Regions from separate parts of the Homo sapiens genome. Here all the other regions are linked to region 3. The links are chromatin loops, found by intact Hi-C in ENCODE. Cell type or tissue: GM12878. All regions are shown on one strand. Region 1 overlaps ELOVL5 (ELOVL fatty acid elongase 5). Region 2 overlaps ELOVL5 (ELOVL fatty acid elongase 5). Region 3 overlaps GCLC-AS1 (GCLC antisense RNA 1).

Region 1 (5,000 bases), 160 kb after region 3:
CCTTTTTTTTTAAAAAAAAAAAAAGATGGTCTTGCTCTGTTGCCCAGGCTGAAGTGCAGTGACATGGTCATAGCTCATTGTAACCTCAAACTCCTGGGCACAAGTGATCTTCCTGCCTCAGCCTCCCAGGCAGCTGGGACTGCAGGAGCATGCCACTGTGCCCAGCTAATATTTTTATTTTTTGTAGAGATGGAGTCTCACTTTGTTGCCCAAGCTGGTCTCAAATTCCTGGGCTCTGGCAGTCCTCCCACCCTGGCCTCCCAAAGCACTAGGATTACAGGCGTGAGCCACCACATCTGGCCTCACTTTTTTTTTTTTTTAAGGTCCTAAATAATCACCATTATTGCCATCAGTGTTTACTGATTTTCTTTGCTCTGTGAAATTTATTCTTTCCTTTTTGATTCAATTTTTTTCGTAAGTAGTTCTTTCTATGAAGGGCAATATCTTAGTCTGAGTGTCATGTTATTTGCCTTTACACTTGAATAATATTTTATCAAGGCATAGAATTCTAGATTAACAGTTATTTTTCCTCAGCACTTTGAAGATTTATTCCAGAGAAGTCTGCTGTGGTCCCACTTTTGCTCATTTGTAGGGTAATCTTTTTTTCTTTCTAGGCACTTTGAAAATTTTGCATTCTTCCATTCACTCCTACTTCCTTCATTTGTTTTTAATCTGTTTCATCCATCTATTGTGTTTTTAGTTTAAATGGCTATGTATCTTTTACTTCTGAAAGTTCACTGCTTGCTCTTTTTTTATTCCATAACATGGAAGTATTGTCCCCCCCAGTGATATAGATTAGATGACAGTGATCTCCAAATTTAACCATTTGCTGTGTTGCCTTTTTAAGTATTCTATTAAAAGCTTGCTTACAGATATATCTGTGAGGTAATGCCTCTGGGATAATTATTGTCTGTGTTAAATTTCTTTACCTCCTAAAACAGAAGTAAAGGTTTGCCTAGTGTTCTGTGTAAGCATCCCAAACTAGTATTGTTGGGGGTCATCTCAGGTAAACATGCCTTTTCCACATAAAGATTTTGGAAGGAGTTGAATTTAAGCTGATTTCTCTTTTTCTAAAGAATAATTTGTTGTGGGGACCTCCCTCGCATTATAGGTAAGAATTGATTGTGTTGGAGTTTTTGCTGTGTTTTATACCACTTTCCTACCTGTGTTTATAGTGAGAGAGTTGGTTCTGCTTTTGTTCAGTTTGCCACGTTGCTAGAACCAGAAGTCAGTTTTTTTTCCTTTGAATTTGTTTTGAAAATTTGTGATGCTTTTTTATTGGAAAGATGAAAGAAGTTGAGCATTTGGTGACTGAATGCTTTGTTTGTGCTTTCTAACCTCTGTAATTGTGGGCTGTGAAAGCATCTCCCCAGGCTCTGGGTTTGAAGGCCATCTGATGGAACCACAGAGCAGTTGCTTTGGAAACATAATATTCTAAACTGGTTGTTTTTCTTTCCCTTCAGGCTTTCCTAAAATAGATACGTTATTGTGGGAAAATAGGATTTGGAAAAACACTTAAGCAACCTGGCAATTGATTATTGAATTTTATTTGAAAAATAACTTTGTTTACCAAAATACTTTGAAAAGGCTATTTGCTGTTCTTTTTCCCATTTAGCAGAGGTATAGAGCAGTTGAAACATCTGGTGAAATTAGTACTTACAAGAAATGCCTGATCATTGCCTAGAATACTTTTCACTCTTAGTTTCCTTACAACTAAAATTCCTTGCTGAGAAAGAAACTTCTCTCAGGGCCTGAAAGGAAACAGTTAGTTGTCCCTAGTGTATCTGACACTGCCCTGAGAGAATGCCTCACGGTAGGGAGAATGGAGAGAAGGATGCAGCTCAAACATCCTTCATTCCTCACCCACACCCAGGGGAGGGGAAGGGAATACTTTCTACAGAGAGGAAGCCTTCTGGCTTGTCCAGAGCCAGGCCTCACTCCTCTAAACTTGCCCCTGCAACACCTGGAGAGCTTGGCTCTGCAGCTGGTGTAGCTAGGAGCACATCACTCTACAGATCCTCAACTAAAGTGGACTTAACTCTGCAAAGCAGGCGTCAGTGGGTAGGCTGGAGACCTTCCTTTAAATGACACAAATTATACTTTGGCTGGGACATCCAGCACCACCTTAGCCCTAGTTGGAAGCAAAAGTACTTAACATTTGCCTAAGATCATAGCAAAGACAGATAGTGCCTACCTTATGTCAGGTATTGGGCTAACTAATCTAATGCTTATTGCACTCTTACCATCTGCTTTCTACAGAGGGAAAGTTCTGGGAGGCCTGAACAGGGAGAACTGCTAGCATAAGAGGGCAGGGCTTGAGGATTCAGGGAAAATGCCAGACATACCTGTTTCAGTTTGGATTGAGGACAGGCTGTTTCTTTGTGTTTTGTTTTAAAGACTTCTCAAGTGTACAGAACCTGTCTTTTTTAACTTAGCCAAGAGTGTTACGTTCAGCTATAACCCAGGGGTATTCCTGTTCACAAGGAGAAGGAAAAAAAAAAAACACCTGTGGAGGTCATGGGTGTGAAATTATCTTAATGGGCATCCTTATGCTCTGGACATGAAAGATTTGAAATGTAAAAACCACATGCTTTGACCTGGCACTCCCTAATAGCACTGCGAAAATTGGCCAACTAAACCCTAGAGGAAATAGGTACTTTCAATTTTGAGTAGTTCATGGTTAATTTTAAACCAAACATCTGCGGAAGAAAAAGATGCAGTTAAAGGTCTGCTTTTCCACAGAATTCTTCATGGACAGAGTATCCCTACCATGTTCTTACTAAGAATTCAAAAACAGATGAAGAAGGGCAAAGATGCTTGGAACTGCTGTTTGAGGTGCATTTGGACTGAGAGTCAGGATTCCTTTGTGCTAATCCCAGTGGTACCAAGACCTGGGCCATCCTTATCACTTCTCATTCCCTGTTTTCTCATTAAAAATACGAGCTTGTACCAGATCTAAAAAATACACAGTTGAGGACTCACACAGAAACAAAGCTATGAAGAGGGTCAACCCTACGTATTCTTGGAGATTTTGCTTAGAAAAGCACCTTAGGTCCTGTGATGTAGTTGAACTTGAGTATGGATAGTCTATTTTTCATTACTTTTTACCCCATTTCTGCATAGGAGGTAGTAAACATGCAGCTTCATCAAGCTCTTATCACCAGAAGCAGCCAGTCTTCTTTGGAAAGGGGTTATCTTGTTGCTCTGACATCTTGGGATGCTGATGTTAATGGCTGATAAGGGCCACCCAAGATGATGTTTTCCTCCTTTTTCTTTAAGTGTTTCCAGTGACCTTGTTTCCTGAGATGTTTCAGTAGCATTCCAGAAAGTGCCATGGAAATGGTTATTATGCTAAAGGTTACAAGTTGTTTGTGGTTAAATGTGTTATTAGATGGGAAAAGTCAACTCACCGTTAAAAATGATTCACTCCTGGCTGGGTGCAGGGGCTCACACCTGGAATCCCAGCACTTTGGGTGGCCAAGGCAAGCAGATCACTGGAGCTCAGGAGTTTAAGACCAGCCTGCGCAACATGGTGAAACCCCATCTTTACAACAAAAATATAAAAATTAGCCGGGCATGACAGCGTGCACCTGTAGTCTCAGCTACTTGGGAGGCTGAGGTAGGAGGATGGCTTGAGCCCAGGAAGTGGAGGTTGCAGTGAGCTGAGATTGTGCCACTGCACACCAGCCTGAGCAACACAGCCAGGCCCTGTCTCAAAGAAAAAAGATTCACTCCATGAATTATGTCATCCAGAACCAGGTGTGAAACTCACCTACATTTTTTTCTTTCATTGAAAAGGTGCATGAAACCATCAGGGTTATTGACTTTATCTCATATGGAGAAAAGAGCTTGTAGCTAGGTTTTAATTATAGCTCTGCACATCCTCTTGGCCTAATTAAAGTTTGCTTTACTCCAAGGAAGGAGGAAGTGTATAAAGCTTTGCAGTGGTACTGTTTGTATCTCAGTTCCTCAGAAAAAAGCCTGCAAATAATGCCCCTGGGTGGTTCTTGGAGTTGGCAGTGGTATGGAAAATTTCGTTAGGTAGTGGTTAGCTGTTTGTGATGGCCTGCTTTTTCATTATAGTATAGTCCTGTCCTCTTTCGATCTGATTCTCAGAAGCCCAAGGTAGACAGACACCTGCCCCTATTTTCAGTACTTCACCTTCTCCAGCCTACTGGGTCCTCTCACCCTGTGGTGTCTACTTAACACGCAACTTGAAGAATTTCTGGGAAATTGACCAAAACAGCTCTTTGGAAAGAAGCTAGGCCTCAGTCCCAAAGGGAAAGGTGGCTGATGTGACTTTGACTTGAGGATTGTCTCCTGTGATGTGCTCCTAGTGGGGCTACAGGGGTCAGTCCTTTGCTTTGAGCACCTCTGTAGTCCACTACCCATGGACACATTGCTATCCTCTGAGGGGGATGGAGGGAGTAGAGCCCTCTACTGCTAGCCCATTTTATGGAGGTTTGATGAGGGTCTTAGGTGAATAAGCTTCAACTCAGGTCCTTGGTCTTGGTTTGTTAAATTATTCTATCCTTTCTGAAGCCAGGGAGATTTGAGAATTTCCATGACCCCATTATGAAATTGATGATGAAGAGTTTTCATCTTGTGAACAGAGTTCAGATGAATATGATCACAAAGTCAAGCCTCGTTTAAAATACTATGAAGCTCTCTTTATTGCTGCACATGAAACATTAGGCCTAGATTTAGGGGAAAGAATTGGCAGTCTTGAACTCTTTGTCATTTGTTTAGCAAATATTTGTTTGACATCTCTGGTACGCTAATCCCTGTGCTGGAATATGTTGATGCAGATGCAGGAGCCACAGTCACCACCCTTCGAAATCTTACAGAAGAGCACACAACAGGCCCATTAACAAAGGGAGCATGTGAGCAAACAGCTACAGGTCACTGCAAGGTGAGGGTAGAGGAAGGAGAATAGACCTCAGGCTCTAGTGCTCAAGGGAGTAATCATGAAGAAAATAGAATTTTAACTGAACTTTGAA
Region 2 (5,000 bases), 130 kb after region 3:
AGGTGGCCTATTTCCTGCCACATTGTCCTCTCCCTAGGACTGTTTGCAGCATAGCAGCTGGCTTCCCCCAGAGCTAGTGGTCCTAGAAACACAGACAGAAACATGCCAGCTGACCAAGATAGAAGCCACAACATCTGTTATCACCTAATCCCAGAAGCGACATACCATCCCTTTTGCTTTATTCTGTTGGTCACACACACAACCCTGGTTCATCGGGAAAGGGCACTACATAAGGGTGTGAGTATCAGGTGTACCAGGATCTTTGGGGGCATCTTAGACTCTGCCTCCCATAGATACCGTATTTACTTGAAGAAAGCTTGAGGTCCTGTAGTCTAGGTAATGAAACGAATATAATAGGAAGCAGCTCAGTTTAGGATTGATGATAATAGAGCCAGAGCCCACGTTTCTCAACCAGTGTTCAGGTTCTTCCTATCACCCATCTTGCCTCCTTCCAAGGAATGTATGGAATTGTCCTTGGCCAAACATTTGATTTGGCAGCAGCAGCAGCAGCAGCCTGTCAGCAGTGTTCCATACTGCCCCAGTTCAATATGATGAAACAGGGAGTTACTAAATTCCTTTCTGTGTCCCAAGAACAGCTACTAGGGATTACAAGGAGCAAGACAGATACGTTCCTTGTTCTCACAGAGCTTTATAGACTTGGCCACTGTTGACTCCTGGTAGTAATGGTGTTATGGATCTCCTCTACTGATAGTAATATTTCTGCAACAGCATCCCCCAAAAAAGAGCTTACCGGTAAAAAATCCATCAGGTGCAGGATGGATTAATGTATGCTTGTTATGTGTGATGTGTACCATGTCACACAGTGTTTGAAAAATATGAGAACTGATCTCTATCTTGATACGAGGTTTTATTTCAGCTTGAGAGATGTTTGAAAAAATATGATTGCCTCCCCGCCCCCCGCCCCACCTGCGCATCCCCTCCCCCCAGCTGGTGGAATTAGAGGAAACAGGGAATTGCTGCAGAATTTGTTGGAATAAAAAATAACTTGTCCTTGAGACCATCATCCTAGTCTAGGCTCTGTCTCTGTAATACAGTGTATGGATACCGTCTGGGTGATAAAAATTAAAGGGTGGCAGGGGATTTTAGTAAGAGTCCAAAACTTAATTGATATATATAGCAGTGGTTCCCAAAGCAGGCTGTTTCCCAGAATTACCTAACGATCTTTTCAAAAAGATATTTCCTAGCATCTATTGAATTAGAATTTCTAGGATTGGATCCCAAAAACCTGATTTTAAAGCTGTTAGGTGATTTTAAGATGCAACCAGATTTGAGAGCCCATTGATATGAAACTCTAGAAAGTCATTCATTCATTGATCCACTCATTATTCATTCATTCACTCTTAGTTTCAATGAGCAATCAATAATTGGTCAGGCACAGATCCAGACACTCTAGCGATAAAATGGGAACACCAGAGGTTCTGCCGTTGAAGAGCTTAGAGCCTAATAGGATGTGGACAGATAAACAGATAATTACAGTATAACTGATAATCACAGCACTTAAAAAATAAGCCTGTAATTTTATCACTGATTGAGATACAGTAGAAGTGATGATGAAGAGTATGAAAATGAGGTCAGGGAGGATTGCTGCCCCTTTACTTCCCATCTAGGTCTTAATTACAGAGATCTTAAAGAACTCTGTTACCAAACATCTTCTTCCAAACAACTTTTTTTTTTAACTTGATAATGTTATTTTAAAACTACATAGTTCTGTATCTTTTTCTCGTAAAACTATATGAATTCAGGCAATACTAACACATGTCACCATCTTTTATGTAAATACATGAAGATGTCCTCTTGAGAGACTGCATGGGGTATTTTAAGAATGATAGGCAATAGAGTTGGAGATGTGGTTCAAATTCTGGCTCCACCCAACCTCTGTGACTTTGGCAACTCAGCCCCCTTTTCAGTTATGGTAAATGAATAAGTTTATTGGCCATCTATCATATGCTAGTTGCCAGGAGTACAAAAAAAAAGGCTTATCAGATGCAGATTTATTTCTGCTCTGTACTAAGGTTGGGATAGACACTGGCCTGCTCTTCTACTCACAGAGAAGTCAGTGACCAGCATCTCCTTGACATTTCAGAGGAATTTATCTAGAGTCTTTTATAAATCCCCAGATTCACAAGTATCATTTGTGAGTCCATGCCAAATAGAAAATAACAGAGCTGTGAGGTATGGATGTGAGCATGTTTCACTGCCATGGACCTTGCAGGGAACTCCAGTTTATGCCTTAGCAAAACTCTTCCATAAACATTGAATATGAAACTGATCATTGTCAAAGGTCTCTGTAATGATGATAATAATAGAAACATTTTTACGGTACTTGCTGTGCCACACACTATTCTAAGCATTTCACATATCTTAACTCATTTAATCACATGAGGAAGTTAATGTAATTACCCTCATTTTACAGTCTAATAAACTAAGGCACAGAATGTTAAGTAACTTGCCCAAGGTTACACAGCTAGTAAGTGGTGAAGCAGGGATTTGAACCCAGGCTCTCTGGCTCCAAAGTGTATGTTCCTAACCACTACCACCCAAAAGTGGTTGAGCCACAGATGTCTTTGCACACTGCTTACTAATTTGTACTGTGGCAGAGGTCATGTCTGTCTCTGTCACTTTCCTGTTCCTCACAAGCAATACTGCTTGACACAAAGTAGACACTCATTAAATAGTTTTTAACTCAGTGAGTCAACTGCCTTTCAAATGGCTGGTAGCCTGAAAAGCAGTCATTCTGAGAATCATTGGACACACAGAAATAAAACCAGTCAGGAGGATGACTAACTCCTGCACCTGATGGATTTTTTTTTACCTTGCTTCACTGCAGCCTTGTGGGCATTAATTAGTTACTGTCAGCAAAGTTCTATGTGAAAGTGGAGTTCTAAGTCCAACTGCAGCAATCTGGCCTTCACCCACCAGCAAGGAGCATTCTGTGTGTGAATTATCGTTGTCTTTTTCCAAATAACAGTGTGCTTCACTCAATTAAAAGTTATCACCACTTCTTCTTCTAGTTTCAAAAGAAAATTAAGTTGGCAGCTTTAAGATGATAAAACTCTACAAGAGTAATTTTCTACAGTGGTGAACCCTTTTCTGAATGCTCGTTTGTTGTGTGGATTGTTGTAAATGGTCCTTGTCTTGACTCTGCTGAGAACTGGGGGAAGAACTTTGAACTTGACTGTACATTTCTTCTTTAGCTGTGAATAAGAATTCCCCTAGAATAAAGTTCTAAAATCATGTTACCCTCCCGCTACCAACTGCTGAAAAAATGTTCTATATCTGAGTTTTTAAGATCAAGTGTATTTGTGTGTTGCCTTTCAAGACTAGAATACATCTTTGTCTCCCAGTGGGGAAGAAATTTCCTTGAATGTTTAAGAGGTGTGTGTGTTTGCCCCTCTCCCCTCTCTCTCTCCCCTCTCCCTCTCCCCTCTCTCTCTCCCCTCTCCCTCTCCCCTCTCCCCTCTCCCCTCTCCCCTCTCCCTCTCCCCTCTCCCCTCTCCCCTCTCCCCTCTCCCCTCTCCCCTCTCCCCTCTCCCTCTCCCCTCTCCCCTCTCCCTCTCCCCTCTCCCCTCTCCCCTCTCCCCTTTCTCCTCCCCTTTCCACGGTCTCCCTCTCATGCCGAGCCAAAGCTGGACTGTGCTGCTGCCATCTCGGCTCACTGCAACCTCCCTGCCTGATTCTCCTGCCTCCGCCTGCCGAGTGCCTGCAATTGCAGGCGCGCGCCGCCACGCCTGACTGGTTTTCTTATTTTTTTGGTGGAGACGGGGTTTCGCTGTGTTGGCCGGGCTGGTCTCCAGCTCCTAACCGCGAGTGATCCGCCAGCCTCGGCATCCCGAGGTGCCGGGATTGCAGACGGAGTCTCGTTAACTCAGTGCTCAATGGTGCCCAGGCTGGAGTGCAGTGGCGTGATCTCGGCTCGCTACAACCTCCACCTCCCAGCCGCCTGCCTTGGCCCCACAAAGTGCGGAGATTGCAGCCTCTGCCCGGCCGCCACCCCGTCTGGGAAGTGAGGAGCGTCTCTGCCTGGCCGCCCATCATCTGGGATGTGAGGAGACCCTCTGCCTGGCTGCCCAGTCTGGAAAGTGAGGAGCGTCTCTGCCCGGCCGCCATCCTACCTGGGAAGTGAGGAGCGCCTCTTCCCGGCCGCCATCCCATCTAGGAAGTGAGGAGCGTCTCTGCCCGGCCGCCCATCGTCTGAGATGTGGGGAGCGCCTCGGCCCAGCCGCGACCCCGTCTGGGAGGTGAGGAGCGTCTCTGCCCGGCCGCCCCGTCTGAGAAGTGAGGAGACCCTCCGCCTGGCAACTGCCCCGTCTGAGAAGTGAGGAGCCCCTCCGCCCGGCTGCCACCCCGTCTGGGAAGTGAGGAGCGTCTCCGCCCGGCAGCCACCCCGCCCGGGAGGGAGGTGGGGGGGGGTCAGCCCCCGCCAGGCCAGCCGCCCCGTCCGGGAGGGAGGTGGGGGGGTCAGCCCCCTGCCCGGCCAGCCGCCCTGTCCGGGAGGTGAGGGGCGCCTCTGCCCGGCCGCCCCTACTGGGAAGTGAGGAGCCCCTCTGCCCAGCCAGCCGCCCCGTCCGGGAGGGAGGTGGGGGGTCAGCCCCGCGCCCAGCCAGCCGCCCCGTCCGGGAGGGAGGTGGGGGGGTCAGCCCCCTGCCCGGCGAGCCGCCCCGTCTGGGAGGGAGGTGGGGGGGTCAGCCCCCTGCCCAGCGAGCCGCCCCGTCCGGGAGGGAGGTGGGGGGGGTCAGCCCCCCGCCCGGCCAGCCGCCCCGTCCGGGAGGTGAGGGGCGCCTCTGCCTGGCCGCCCCTACTGGGAAGTGAGGAGCCCCTCTGCCCGGCCACCACCCCGTCTGGGAGGTGTACCCAACAGCTCATTGAGAACGGGCCATGATGACAATGGTGGTTTTGTGGAATAGAAAAGGGGGAAAGGTGGGGAAAAGATTGAGAAATCGGTTGGTTGCTGTGCTGTGTAGAAAGAAGTAGACATGGGA
Region 3 (5,000 bases):
ATAATTTATTCTAATGAAGAAATTTTAATAAATAAATATATCAATGCTATGTCTACATGGAAGTAATTTTTACATGTGTAAATAGATCCATACATAGTGTACAAAGTACATAAGCCATTTTTGAGGGAACTTTTATCAAATTAATTTCTTTTATATTAGACTGTCTACTGACAAACTGCTTTACTCAGCTTCCAGTTTCAGAAACAACATTTAATAATTGCTTATTCACAAAGAACAGCAGTCCCTTTATTCACTCAAAAATTTTTGGCTTACAGCCTTGTAGGCAGAGTTCACTGCACTATTTATAACTGTCCACACAAATTGGTCATAAAAGGATGGTATTTGGGGTTAGGTCATTCAGTTCCCTGCAGAACTCAGTAATAAACCTAGTAGCTACACTTAGAAATGCTACTTTATTATTTATATTTAGAGTTTTTTTCTATTTAAAGTACAACAGTTTATTTAAATCAGCAACTTATATTTGAGTAAAGCTTTTTTTTCTGTTTCCAGCAGGTAGTTTACTTAATATTCATGTGCAATATGAAATAGAAAGATTCCTGTTCTTGGAAGAAAAATCTATTAGAATCAATTTTCCCTAGTCGCTGATATATATGGAGTTTCCGTGCTTGGGCAAGTCCTTGAAAACAAATGCAGAAACAAACTTTTAAATCCTTTATAAACCCCCATCATGTGGGAATGATAATATATAATTACCTCACTTGTTAAATAGCTCTATCTGTTCCTCAAAGGTTTATTTAAATATTGTTCTTTCATGAAAGGATGTTTTAAAACAAAAATAGGGGGAAGGAGGGGAAATAGAAGTGCTCAATAAACAGGTTTATTAAGGGAAATTAAAAATCTTCGTGGTTTCATATATTCTACTGTGGACTATGAATGATGGACTTCGGTCTCGAGGTTGAATTTGGTTTTTAATAGATGTAAATTCAAATATTTGGATTTTCTGGATCTAAAGCCAAAAACTTAAACAAATGAACATTTTAAAGTAATATTTGATTATTCTCTGAAAGAAAAGTAATTCTGCCTGTCTAATCCAGTAATTTACATAATTTAGTGATTTGCTTGTCGATAATGAACAAATTGCCCTTGCCCTAGTATATTACTGTAATGGTTCATTTTCATTAAGACGTCTGTGGCTGGGCACGGTGGCACATACCTGCAATCCCAGTACTTCAAGAGGCTGAGGCGGATGGATCGCTTGAGCTCAAGAGTTTAAGACCAGCCTGGACAATATGGCGAAATCCTGTCTCTAGAAAATACAAAAAATTATCTGGGCCTGGTGGCACGTGCCTGTAGTCCCAGCTACCCAGAAGGCTAAGTGGGAAGATCACTTGAGCCCGGGAGGTGGAGGTTGCAGTGAGCCAAGGTCGCGCCACTGCACTCCAGCCTGAGCAACAGAGTGAGACCCTGTCTCAAAAAAAAAGACGTCTGCCAACTTTTCAAAAAAGGGGTAAAGCTTTTTTTCAAGTGTGCAACCTAAACAGAAAAATGCGGAGTCAAATTAAAAAACACACTAAAAAAGAAAGGCTTGCCAAATTCTAGATTCAAATGAATTGGGAAATAGATGAGTCGATGGTTCATTACAGATGTGGTACCAATGTACAGAAGTAGTCTGAAAAAGATAATTATGAAATAAGCCACAATTGACTCTGAAAGGCCACTTAGGGTAGAGCAGAGAGGATGAAATGATCATTAAAATCAATGGTTAAGGCAAAAAACATCATCTTCTAACACACATTTCCTACACCTGGTGCTGTATGTAGTCAGAAGGGGTATGTGGATAACAATGTGAAATATGGAATAAAGAAAATAATCAATATTTCAAGCCTAATACCAATGAAATCACTGGTGTTCCCTCACTCTCCCAGGAACTGGGTTCCAGAGTTTCTTACACATTCTTCTTGCAGTACTAAGTGCTCTGAAGCTCAGGGTTGTTGATGCGTGCTCCATACGGCCTGTTCTCTTCTCTGTCTCCCAGGCTCTGCCCATTACCCAGTAGTGATAAAACTAAGAAAAAGTTTTCCATCCCTTCATGGCCTCTGCAGCCCTCACTTCTTGTGATTGGAGTCAATCTTCCTGTTAACTTTGTGACATATTCTTCCTCATGTCATTACTGTCATAAGTCTAGTCACTTCTAAGGATATTCTACTGCCCTCCTGAGAAAAAGAAAATTTTCTCCACAAGGATTTCAACACTTTTGTAAGGCCTCAGGCAAAAACTTGGCCCCATTTTGCTTGTTGCACCTGGTGCCACTAGATAGCGCTCTCATTTTATTCTTCCCAGTCTACCATCGTCACCAGTTTACATGATGCTTAGTCATACATCTGTCCATGGATACATAATAGCATTTTTCAGTGACCACCAGAGTCAGTAACTGTGCTCAGTCCTGGAAATTTAATGTCGAGCAAAGTCAAAACCAACCTCAGACCTTTTGGAACTTCCTTTCTAGGGAGAGGGGAGATATGGATCCAATAACCACCAAATGCATAATTAGAAACTATGTTAAGTGTTGTGAAGGAAAGGCTCAGAAAGCTGTTAGAGCATATATGAGGATACTCATCCATCCTGGCAGAAATGAGGGGTTTGTTCCAGGGAAGGCTTCCCTAAGCAAGTAACATTCATGCTGATATCTGAGTTTTCTATGCAAAAAGAAGAAAGAAGGTTTCAGGCAGAAGCAAGAATATGTGTTAACTCCATGACACATTCAGTAATGAAAGAAGGTTAGTGTGTAGGAGCTAAATACATCTGGAAACGTTGGGAGGTACTGAAAATCTACACATTCTGGCCAGGAAGTTAAGAAACAAAGCTGTTCAGCACCCTCCTGATTTTCTCAAATATCTCAGTCCTGAAACTGTCAACTTTCTCCATTCTAAGAGGCCCAACTAGGGGAGTCCTTGCTAAGCAGAACCCCCACCACTCCAGACAGATAGTATTGTGACCACGAAATCAGCTTCCTTCTGGTAGAGTACATCATGTGCAACTTTAAAGTTGCAATGTGTAATCAGAAAGGATTCTGACAGCAAAGGGTGGTGCAGTATCCCAGACTGGCAAGATCAAAGAGCTGTTACTATTCCTAGCCTAAAAGAGAATGGAGGGGGAAAAAAAAGCAGTTTTTAGAACTGGTATAGGTTAACTGTATGGAGAGGGCACTCGACAAGAGACACCACGTTTGATAAAAGAATCAGCCAATCTGTGATGGCCTCTTAGGGAGGCAACTGGGAAGAGAAAGAAACCAATCTGTCCTCCCACTCTCCAATCTCTTGTCACTGTTGGAACCCAACTGGAAGCCAGAGAGCAAGGACACCCACATGGGTCATTTTCCCAAGACATATAGCAGAATGTAAAATGGTGAACGGGCATACCCGATGGTAGTCAGGAGAGTTAAAGCATAGTGCCCAGTTTCAAATCTTAGAGGTGCCACTGAGAAGGGGCGTGGTCTTAGGAAGGTTAACTCATCTCTCCATGCTTCAATTTCCTCATCTTTAGAATGGAAATAATGCCAATAATACATTGGTTTGTTTTAGAGATTCATAAAGTGCTTAGAGTAGTGCCTGGCACATGGCTAGTGCTTACAAATATTCTTAATTTTTCTCTTAATTCATTTTACAGAAGAAACTGCAATTTAAAGAAGATAAATGACTTATTCAAGATCCCATTGCCAGAAGGGGCATAATCAAACCCAGAATCCAGGCCTTCTGGTTCTTGTCTTAGCACTGTTCTCTTCCCCAAGCTGTCTCTTCCACGCCCTTCTCCAGAATCACCACCATAATTATTACTGAACTGACTAATTCAGTGAGCACATTCTAAATTTCTTTCTGTTTGTTGGTTTATGGAATATTCACACTTTAAAAAATTTATTTTTTAAATAGGAAACTATTCCTCCTATTCTCTATAGCTTAATGCAAATAGAAACCTGAGCCCCTTCCTCACCCAGTTAACTTGGAATTATAGACCCTATCATGGTAAATGTGAGGTTGATGACAACGGGGCCTTTTTGGACTTCTCAGTGGAAAACTCTCAGCTGTACAGTCAACTTGGGAGCCTCTTAGGTTTTCTCATATACTCAAAGAAGAACTGAGGGATGACAGGTTAGATTTAACTAACTGAAATGCCTCAGAACAATTAATAACCCAAATAATTGGAATGGGTGGAACCAACCATCTTCTCGGTCTTAGGAAACATCCTACTAGAAGTTCCAGATCTGAGACAAGTATTCACAAGCTCACCCAGTGTTTATGTCAGTGGCCCTACCACACGATGAGACAACCAGGAATGAGATCTTAACTTTATCTTTGCCTCTGCTCTGTTGCTTGTTCCCCAAGTTCACCAGGTCACTAAGTCCTATATGTGTAAAGTAGCCAAGTAATTTATCATCTAAGTTAGGATGCTGTTGAGATAAGGGGGTAGTATTAACTATTACACTGGGAAAACAGGCACAAGCATGAACTCTCCTGGGCAAATTGGGACATATAATCATCCCAATCTTAGAGCACTTTGACTCCTATCACATCCTCCCTCATGACGTACATGCTACTGTAAGAAAAAGTCTAGTTATATCCTTATATCTAACTGTACAGAATAGACTTATTGTTGTAATCATTATATAAAAACAATGTATTAAGACTTACATGTTTACCATTTTCTCAGCCTTTTTTTTTTTTTTTTTTTTTTTTTTTTTAGATGGAGTCTCACTCTGTGGCCCAGGCTGGACTGCAGTGGTGTAATCTCGGCTCACTGCAACCTCCGCCTCCTGGGCTCAAGTGATTCTCCTGCCCCAGCCTCCTGAGTAGCTGGGATTACAGGTGCACACCACCACATCTGGCTAATTTTTGTATTTTTAGTAGAGAAAGGGTTTCACTATCTTGGCCAGGCTGGTCTCAAACTCCTGACCTCAGGTTATCTGCCCACCTCAGCCTCCCAAAGTGCTGGCATTACAGGTGTGAGCCACTGCGCCCAGCCAAACAAAGACTTTACTGTTGAAA

What was found. Peaks named below come from ENCODE experiments on the same cell type or tissue, not always from the same donor. Only the 100,000 strongest peaks of a DNase experiment are listed, where the experiment ranks them.
Region 1: a loop joins it to region 3, with 2.3 times the contacts of the local background. A loop is called at or near these places in 11 of 110 quality-filtered maps.
Region 2: it touches region 3 in a loop (2.2-fold over the local background); 6 of 110 quality-filtered maps call a loop at or near these places.

The regions. Positions count from the first base shown.
Region 1 is chr6:53,279,326-53,284,325 of GRCh38, reverse strand. All of the region lies in intron 3 of ELOVL5 (ELOVL fatty acid elongase 5), which reads left to right. Among named protein-coding and RNA genes, the nearest start is that of MIR5685, 4.8 kb to the right of the region's middle. RefSeq lists an enhancer at 1,068-1,237. In GM12878, no CTCF peak of the experiment used is centred here; a DNase peak (open chromatin) is centred at 2,604.
Region 2 is chr6:53,304,812-53,309,811 of GRCh38, reverse strand. The region is part of intron 1 of ELOVL5 (ELOVL fatty acid elongase 5); the gene reads left to right. Among named protein-coding and RNA genes, the nearest start is that of MIR5685, 30 kb to the right of the region's middle. RefSeq lists an enhancer at 4,918-5,000. In GM12878, no CTCF peak of the experiment used is centred here; DNase peaks (open chromatin) are centred at 71 and 2,751; H3K27ac peaks cover 1,554 bases.
Region 3 is chr6:53,435,051-53,440,050 of GRCh38, reverse strand. All of the region lies in intron 1 of GCLC-AS1 (GCLC antisense RNA 1), which reads right to left. Among named protein-coding and RNA genes, the nearest start is that of GCLC-AS1, 6.1 kb to the right of the region's middle. In GM12878, a CTCF peak has its summit at 2,276 (motif pointing right); a DNase peak (open chromatin) is centred at 2,280.